Regions from separate parts of the Homo sapiens genome. Here region 2 is linked to region 1. Evidence: chromatin loops called from intact Hi-C (ENCODE). Cell type or tissue: heart right ventricle. All regions are shown on one strand.

The links. Hi-C counts contacts between places; a loop is a spot of excess contacts. Peaks named below come from ENCODE experiments on the same cell type or tissue, not always from the same donor. Only the 100,000 strongest peaks of a DNase experiment are listed, where the experiment ranks them.
Region 2: it touches region 1 in a loop (4-fold over the local background); 10 of 110 quality-filtered maps call a loop at or near these places.

What each region holds. Positions count from the first base shown.
Region 1 is chr16:53,771,044-53,776,043 of GRCh38, reverse strand. The region is part of intron 1 of FTO (FTO alpha-ketoglutarate dependent dioxygenase); the gene reads right to left. Among named protein-coding and RNA genes, the nearest start is that of FTO, 69 kb to the right of the region's middle. In heart right ventricle, CTCF peaks have their summits at 2,527 and 2,731 (motif pointing left); no DNase peak of the experiment used is centred here; H3K27ac peaks cover 1,695 bases.
Region 2 is chr16:55,368,473-55,373,472 of GRCh38, reverse strand. It overlaps LOC105371279 (a long non-coding RNA gene), which reads left to right and starts at 3,908. Exons shown (of 3, transcript XR_933600.3): 1 at 3,908-4,087. In heart right ventricle, a CTCF peak has its summit at 2,238; DNase peaks (open chromatin) are centred at 502 and 2,212; H3K27ac peaks cover 3,314 bases.

The DNA of each region.
Region 1 (5,000 bases):
CCCCAGATTGACCCTCCACCATCCCCTTTTTCCCAAGCAAGTAGATGTCTAAACCATGAAAAATCAACAAATCAATCCACAACAAATATTTACATTGTCGACATAAAAAGGAGCGGAGAGTATATAGTCATAAAAAGAAAACTAACGATATAGGTAATAAAATTAAAATGCCTTAGTAAACCATGCTATAAGTATGAAGAAAGGAGAAAAAAACTCTGTGCCTAAGTGATCAAAGGAATAAACAAATGAGAAAGAAAACAGACTATTAAAAGCAGGCAAAAGGATAGCAGAGCTGAAAAGTTAGTAAAGGACAAGACACTCTGACATCAGTGATTAGACCTTTTGGCTAAAATTCAGTTCCAGCAGGGGGAAAATGAAAGATAAGCCTGGAATGATAGATTGCACCCTGATTATGGAAGGTCCTGAAAGTCAAGCTAAGGAGTCTGGATTCTATCCTGCATGTAATGAGGAGCCTCAGAAAGCTTTTGAGAAGGACAGGAGCACAGTGGAAGGATGTTTGTTATTTGTTGTTCTGATTTTTAAACACCAATCTACTTATAATATGGTTACGGTGAAAGAAACCAAAAGCCAGATAAGGAGACTACTGCAAAAGCCCAGGCAGACAGGAGCTGGACCTGAACAAGGAGACAGCAATGGAAATGAAAAGGAATCAAGAGTTACAGGTAGGCAGGTGGATCTGAAATCTCACATAGTACCAAGACACGTGACTAGGAAAGGTGGGGCCATATAAGAAATAAGGAAGTCAATGTCATTAACACATCTACTGAGGGCCCACTAAGCTAGTTGCTGTGCTGGACAGAAAATGCAATATGAGTTGGAGGTAAAGATATTTTATTTTAAACATGCTGGGGGAAGAGGTAGATATGGTGGCACTCAGCACCCTTCCAATCTCCTCTTATTGTGCCTTCCTATGGTGCAGAGGATGAAAAGGTAAACACTATTATTTCTCAGACCCTTTTGCAGCTAGGAGTTCTGGATGAGAAATAAGCTTCACCAATTTAATGGCGGCATGTGAGAATCAGAAGTCAAAAATAAAATGGAGGCCATCACCTTGCTGTTTCAACTTTTTCTGCAGGCAACATAGTCATGAGGCAATAACATTCCAGAATCTGGCCATTCACTTTGTAGTTCTCAAATGCCAGTTGTAATGGTGGTACCTTCCTGATCCCAACTACAACTATGGTTGTGTGTTCTTACAAATCAACAGTTCTAGGAATGACTCCTGATTCTTAGCCCTTCCCGAGTGTGACAGATGAGCGGCTACCCTGGCAAGCCAATCTGTAATATTGTTTCAGAAGCCCATCTCTGGAGGCTCCACCTTCAGCCCATTTCTCTGGTCCTCCTGATGACTTTATATCAACCTATTTCCCTATCTCACATAGTTTCTGTTTCCTACAACTAAATCCAGACATATATAAAGGGTTTAAGTAAAAGTAGAACAACCAAGTGAAAATAGTTGATACACAGTTAAAAGAATGGAACTTAAACCTTGGAAACAGAGCCAGGCCAGAAACAGAGCCAGGCCACAGTATATGAAAATAGGTACTATCTACACAGATGCAGAAGTCTGAGCCCTCAGACTACATTAATCCATCTTCTGGAATTTCTACAACTCACCTTGGAATCAACAAAGAAAAATCTTCCTAGCTTTCTTAGGTAATTATAGCAACATCTTATATTTACCTGGAGCTTTGAATATAAGCAAAGGTATATTGAGAAGTTATTGTTTCACTTTTACCTGGTGGAGGAGACACACAAGGGTGCGTATTATAATCTCCATTTTAAGAAATGAGAGAATCAAAGCACAGAGACGGCAAACAGTTTGCCTAAGGTCATAGAGGGTAAGTTAGTGGTCCAGCTAAAGTATTTCCTGCTTTAAACCTATTTTATCCTGTTTGGTCTTCTGTCGGTTAATTCTGACCACATTCTAAAATAAACGTTGAAATTGTTGCTATAGAAATATTAGGAGCCTAAGAGGGCTTGTAAAAACCACAAAGAATTAAATGGGGCCGAACTTACGACCATGGAAAAAATTAAAATTCCATGTGTAATTTTCTTCTCCGATTTTAACCTAAAATGTGGTGCTTGTGGCAGGCCCACTGTTCCTATGACACGCTTCCAACACTCACAGTTCTGAGTAACAAGTGTCGTCCAATTATTCCAGCAGCTATTCATTTATTTTTCTGTCATTCTATGAGTTGGAAAATTAACAGTGTTGTGTTTACAAACCTTCACTAGGTCCTTACATAAAAGCTCAAATATGTTTACGTTACACACAATTCTGGTCTGAAGAAGCTCAAAAGCCAGTTAATATAAACCTATTCTGAACAAATGTGCGAAAACTAGTCCTGTTAGGCAGAGGTTAAGCTTTGACCTTCCCAACTTTCTCCACAGAATGTACAATCCATCACGTACAAAAACACAGTGAAGATGTGAGGTGTTGGTAAGTACCCCTGTTAGTGAGAAATTCTGCTAATTATTACACCAAATAAGCATAGTTAACAGGCCATGACCACAAGAGGTGCATGTTTCAGGGCGTTAAGTAGCTGCCTAGGGTGGAGAGGAATATATTACACTATGCCCTGTACCAATAAAACAATTTCCCTGACACCTAGAAATCCAGTCAGCTGGAGCAAGATAACAAAAGTGTTCTATGGCGTGGCTGTGTGGAGAATGATACTTCAGTGCCACCTAGTGACTTGCACATTTCAACTTAGGAGTTCAGAGAAACTGACAATATCTTCCACCTATGCTTGGAAGCAGGAAAACAGGAGTAGAAGAAATCACATTTGGAGGGCTCCCCAAACTAAATGCTTGCTTTTTTTTAAAGCATACATATATTTTATTCTTTCCTTTTTCTCCCTACCTTGGCCTTTCTAAATAACCACCAAATAGGTATATCGCAATATGAACTCCTCAAAAAAAAAAATAAATAAATAAATCAAAGGCCCAAGTAATCAGCTGCTTCCCAGAAATACATTTTACTTTACCAATAATCATCTGACAGAAAGTTCCTTCAAAATTAAATCTTAAGAACATTCCAAGGGAGAAAAGGAGAGAGCAGACAGGTGGTAAATTAAGACTGAAAAGAACTAAAGGCTTTGAATCTGTAAGACAAATATGAAAAGTAGCAAACTTTGTATATTAGCATAATGCTAATGGTTTAAAAAGTAGGAACTCTGTACAAAGATTTATATGACAATAAAAGACCATGTAACCTGAGTAGTTCCATTCTACCCTTTGAATCAAAATTACTTTTCCCATGGAGACTGCTTCCAAGCTGATGATTTCTAATGTAGCATCTAATAGACACACTGAATATTCCTCCTGCAAATACAGTTAGTCCCAATTCAACACCAGTGCCAAGGAAATCCATGTCTTCCTCAAGCTAATGGTCTAGTGAAAAGAGGTGTGGTATGTATTACTGCAGATACAGTCACAAACAAAGCCTAGTTACTGCCTCATGGAGTTTACATTTTAATGTTGGAAGACAGATAAAAAACAAACAAGAAAACAGTGTATCACATGTTGATGATACAGAGAAAAATAAAACAGGATGAAAGAAACAGAGAACGCCAGCAGGCCATGAAGTAGGGAGTACTATTTTCGGGTAATCAGAGAAAGTCTCCTGAGAATAGGATGTTTAAATAGAGAGCTAAAGGAAGCAAGTGAACCAGCCACGCAGATACCTGGGGGAAGAAAGTTCTACAAAAAGAGAGAAGAGAAAATACAAAGGCCCATGGCAGGAAGCACTTGCCCTGTTAGAGGAACAAAATAGGGGCCAGTCTGAGTGGGTTAAAAAGAAAGAGAAGAAGAGTAGGGGAAGAGGTCAGAAACGATTCAGGGAAAAAGATCAGAAAGAAAGCCAAAGAAGTTGTTTTTGTTGTAATAGCAGCTTTATTGAGATATCGTTAACATACCACACAATTTTCCCCTTCAAAAAAGTATACAAGCCAGAAAGTATATTCATAGAGTTATGCAATCGTCACCACTACTTAATTTCAGAACATTTTCACTACCACAAAAGAAAAAGAAACCCTGCATCCATTAGCAGTCACTCCCCATTCCTCTCTCCCCAGCTCCTGGCAATCACTAATCTATTTCCAGTCTCTATGGATTTGTCTATTCTGTACATGGAATCATGTAATATGTGGCCTTTTGTCACTGGCTTCTTTTACGGAGCATATGGTTTCAAAGTTCAACCATTTTATAGCATGGTACCAGTACTTCATTCTTTTTATTGACAAATAATATTCCATTGTATGGTTATGCCACATTTTAATTGTACATTCATCATTGATGGGCGTTTGGGTTTTTTCCACTTTTGGCTATCATGAATAACGCTGCTGTGAACATTCATGTACAGGTTTTGTGTGGACATACATTGTCATTTCTCTTGGGTAACTAGGAGTGGAATTGCCGGGTTATATGGTAACTCTACGTATAACATTTTGAGGAAACATAAAAGAGTTTGAACAGAAAAGAGATTTGTTTTGTTGTGTTTTGAAGACTAAACTTTGATTGCTATGTAGGGAAAGGCAAGGAAAGAAGCAAGGAGACTAGATAGGAAGAAATTGCGATGATCCAGGAGAGTGATGCTAGTGGCTTGGAGAAGGATGGCAGAAGGAGACGTTGTAAGAAGTGGTTGGATTCTGAATATATTCTGAAGACAGATGCAACAGAATTTGCTGATGGGTGAAATGTGGAATGGGAAAGACGAAGTCAAGGATGTTTCCAGGGTTTTTGGTCTGAACAACTGGAAGGATGAAGATGTCCTGTACTGAGATGGAGATGACTATAGGAGTAACTATAAATATTAGTTCCCTCTCTATTTCCTTCCTTCTCTGGAGATTCCCCACATTCTACCTTCAGAGTTGCTTGAAATGTTTAATCATCAGAAGCAGTTGCTATATTTCTTAATTGCCAATCCCTTTCGCGAAAGTCTCTATCATAGCCCCAACCTATAGCGAAGTCCCTTT
Region 2 (5,000 bases), 1.6 Mb before region 1:
TCTTGGTGCAGTCTCTCCCCAGGATGCTGTCTCGCAGTCCCCTGCCTTCCCTGCTCTTTGTCTCTTCTCAGCTGTCCTATTTCTGGTGCTTAATTACAGTCCTGCTATGCAGACAATGACGATGCCATCATTCTCAAAAGATGATTGTGTCTGCTCGGTCTTTTGTCCAGAGCAGAAAGACAGCAAGATGGTCCAGATCATAAAAATGCGTGCTGTGTTAGCTCAAATCCATTTTGGAAAGCACTGGAGTGATGTTGTCTGTCACCACACTCATGGGCTCACCCAAAAAGCTCATATAGCTTCTGATCTGCTCCGGGCAGGATGTCTTATTAAATTAATTACAATTTTCAGACCTAAGCTCTTTTTTTAGAAGCACTTTTAAAACAGCTTGTGTGTGTGTATGTGTGTGCGCGCGTGCGTGTGTATGACGGGAGCTGGAGTTTTTCCAGCCAGGAGCAAATTTAGCCACTAAACAGTTTGGGTGGAAAATGTGCTCGGGCATTCGGCCTGAGTTTAGGCCTTGGCAAACAGAGCTGTTATCTTCATTGGACACAACAGGCAAAAGGCCAGAGACAAACTTTTCAAGGCCCTCTGAGCATATTTGAGACCAGGTGAGGATGAGTGGGGAGAAAATCATTGGCTCCAAGAGGAGAAGAAAAGTACCATCAACTGCAAATGAATAATAATGTTATCAACAAAACTAGAAAACATTCTCATTTTAAGCTGAAAATATTATGCTTCATAAGGGGTATGAGTGTATTTTAGTATTCTGACACGGCACAGGACAGGACAACACGAAGCGGACATGCCCCGCCTGGGGAGATTTTCTGAAGGCCTCGTGGGTAAACAGGGCTGTCTTTCTCTCATCGACCTCACTAGAAACCACCTAGGTTGCTCCGAAAGAGAAAGCTTTTGTGGTGGGAGGAGAGAGGCTTTTATTCCTCCATCATAAATCGGAGAGTTTAAACTTCACTGGCAAGAGGAAGATTTAAGAATTAAAATGATGAAAACTTATAAAATCTTTCCAACAGGACGGTAATTGCAGTAATAATCCCCTTTGTTATAGAAGCTACTGTATTATGGGTGACCTTGACTTCCATTATGTACTGTTACCTTTAGCTCGGAATCTATAACTCAGGGGACTATTAATTATCTTGCCATAAGTGCCGGCCAGAGTGGGGGGCTTTCTGAAAAAGTAAATGCCACATCGATATGAAGTGGAGTTTCTCTGCTGCTCGACGGCTGTTATCAGCGATTAGGGTTCAGCAGCCCGTGGTCAAAGCCAGAAGATTATTCCTGCTTAGGTTCCACACCACCTCAAACTTTTCTGATCACCATGACCTCTGTCTGTGATTTATCCCAGCTCGTGAAACACAACAGTTTGTATATACAATTTAAACACTCCTACTTCTTCATCAACCACATCCCTGGGGTGTGCTCTCCTGCTAAAAGGTGAATAAAAATAAAACACTCTCTTTTCAAATATTGTTTTCCTTGGGGTGTTTTTTTTTTTTTTTTTTGCAATTTAAAGTTTGTCCCATGGAATGATACATTCCCATCTTCCATCATGTATTGTTATTGGGACAGAGAACATTAATTATACTATATCCAGCTCAATAAATGTTGACTATCCTATGCTGGGGGTGACACAAAGAATTTTTTTTAATGAGCCAGAAATCAGATTAGAGGAAGGCCTTTCACTTACCATCTTTTTCTTAAAAGGGCTAGCTCGAACCAACATTCTGACTACTCAGCATCCGTTGGAAATCGTATCCTTCGATTTCAATCTTCGGTTACAGCCAAGAAACTATTCTGAGAAGTTCTCAGCAGTCATGACTAACCCCAAAGCAAGATTTCCATTTTCCCCCCAATGCCCTAATTGAATTTAGGGGTCGGTTATGTTTTGCATAGGCATCTACCCCACATCAAGGGCAGGCATTCAAAAAGAGTCTTATGGAGTGGATCAGATAAATATGGGCTGCAAATGTGCTGATTTACCCCAGCTTGTAAAACAAAACAATTTACGTACACAATTTAAACATTCTTTCTAGTTTTTCACAAACCACATCCCTTGGGTGTATAATTGAGATTTCCTTGCCACCCAGAAGATAGTGAGCTAGTCCGCCGGGCTTTGTTCCCCTTCTGCGGGAGGGCGGCTGGCGCTGTGAGCTGCTGCTTAGAAACGAGAGGCCGGCAGCTTTGGATTCGCGGCTGTCAGATGCTGGACCGGGCCGGCAACGCTAGAGTGCAGGCTGACATAAGGATTACGGATGTGCTGCAGCCAGCCTGACGGAAAAGGCAGAAGCCTCTGCCAATAGAGGTGTTGTCTGTTACCTTCTTTATTTAGGCTTCGGGAGAGAAACCGGAGCCGAAGTAGGTAGAGGGAAGGAGGACACGTTTGATGCTCAAAGACCCCTGCCAGCTTGAGTCACATTGCCATGAGCCGGCTATCCGTATAAGATGCAAAAGCAGCAGCCGGAAAGGCATGCTTTTCTACCTTGGTTCTCCCTCGGTAGAGCCCTGGAGGAGGGGATGTAGATCTTCCCGTAGGTGAGGCTGCGATCTGTCCAAGGATCTAAAATCTACTTCAATAATCAGGGACCTGGGCACCTTTCCCCTAATTGATGTCGGAATAACTATAGTAAGGTGATCCAACCTAACCATCCATCAGTAAGAGAATGAGAGAGAAATAAAAGAATAAAGGAAGTGACAGAATCACATAGTGGAATACTACATCACAGTTAAAAGGAACGAACTAGGTTGACAGTTGGAAAAAGCAAGTTGTAGAATTTCACAAAGACACCAAGTGCTACTCCCCATGGCTTCTGGATTCCTCTAGATGTAGTGAAAGTACAGAAATGAAGGCAAGAAGGAAACATACAACATTTAGTCCAGCCGCTGGAGAAGGAGGAAGGGAAAGAGAAGGCTAAGATAGAGACGGGACAAAAGAAACTTCGGATTTATGTGCATTGTTTCATTTTTACTAAACTAATCTGGAGCAAATACGGCTTTTAAAAGACACGTTTTTCTTTCTGTTTTGTGGGATCTTGTTCGTTTGCATTGTTCTCAGTACTTTTTGTATTTACAGTGGTTAATTTTAAAGAAAAATAATTGGAAATATGAGTGTAAACCACAGACAGATGCTCACTTTCAACACAGCTCCGGTGTTGGGTCCATAAGCCCCCAAGTCAGAATACAGCTGAAAAGTTGTAGAAGTCAGTCACCTTTATAATTTTAAATGGCACCATTTGGGTGTAATTGAGTCTCTTTTCTCCCCCTCCATCCCCGCCCCTCTCCTTTTAGTCAAATTAAACTTATTGATTAGAGCCCATTAGTATGTAATGGATTGTTAATTTGACTCTTTTTACAAATCATATTTATCTGCACCAATAAAATATTTGGATTTAATATTCATATGTCACATTTATGGTGATGTTGATTGAGGGCCAAGCAATTTGAAGTGAAAGCAGACACTCCGTCCTTTATTCACACAAGGGAAATGCACAATTAGCTCCATGCACTCCTCCAGAGGTGAGAAACTTAAATATAAAGAAAATTAGAGAAAAGGAGAGAAACGTGCCCCCCCCCCGCCTTTTTTGCAGACATGAAAGAAACTCCATATAGTGTTTACACATTATTCAGCAATGGACTAGAATTGGTGCATCCTCCTCGTGTGTTACTCAAGTTATTTATAATGTGGTTGCAAAATCCCAGCTAGGAACAAAAAGTCAGATTTTTGGTAAACATCGATTAAGCTGTGGCCTCTTGTACTCATTTCTCCTATAGAGGAAAATAGAGCCCCAAGAAAGATCACGTCCTTGCCTCCTTTTGCTGGTAGAGGGCACTTAACAGTCAGATGCTTAAAGGGAAAACATGAATATATTTTATGTGCATTTGAAATAGATATTAACTGAATGCTGCAGGTGATATGGCAGCTGGGAATGCAGGAGAAAAATACTGAAAACTGCTGCCATTTATTGAGTGCCTATTCTCTGCCTGGCTCCTGGAATAATGATAACAATATTTAACATATAATACAGCATGAGCATCATCCAGTTGGAGTGGATGCCAGCCGAAAACACAACTGGTAAGCTTTAGTGGTGCACCAGCCAAGTTTTCAGCCCTGCTTGCTTCTGGAACAGGAAATGCTACGTTTAAGTTTGTTTAATGCTCAATTAAAGGAGCTGCATTCGCCCGGGCTGCTAATGCATTTGATTATTTCTTTTCTCTTTTTTTGTACTCTTAACGTTTTTTAAGTCTTAAAACATCTTGGCTTTTTTTGTTTGTTTGGTTGGTTGGTTTTTGCAAGCCACTTCAAACCTTTTGAGAAGCAGTCAGGGTATCCATTTTAAATAAATACATGATTTTCCTGATCCTGGCCAAATCTCATTACAAAGAAAACCGAGGCACCATCAGATTCCTTTGTTGCCCAGGGGGTTGTCCTATCAATATTGTATAAAGCAGTCAGGTCATTGGCTAGGCTTCAAATTCTTTTTTGTTATTTCGACCGTTTGGGGTAATACTTGTTGTAATGAGAGGCAATCTTTAAAAATAAAATTTCTTTTCATGAGGTTGGTACAAAAAGAGTCTTGCACAGTCGATGACTGACTGTGACAATATTTGGTCCATGGTCTTTGCAGACAAAGAGCTTGGCTGGTCATCATTAACGATGGTGCATGATTGCTACAACTTTTTTTGACAGTCTGCTTTCCGACAGAAACTATAAGCAGCCTATTGTCAACTCGTTTTACTGAGCTCAGGAAATTTCCATTTGTCACTTAACAGCCATGTGTCAGAAGCAAGATGCTTTGAACATGAATTGTGATTTCTTTCAGTTATCTTATGAGAATGCATGTTCTTTCCACTAGCGTGAAATGACCTAATTTTTGAAGTGGTAACCTTTATTAAAAAAAAAAACAATTAACATTCAAGTTTTCATATTTAATACCATCGTAAGTTTTTTTCCTCTAAGAAACCCAATCCCCTTCAAGGCAGTCATT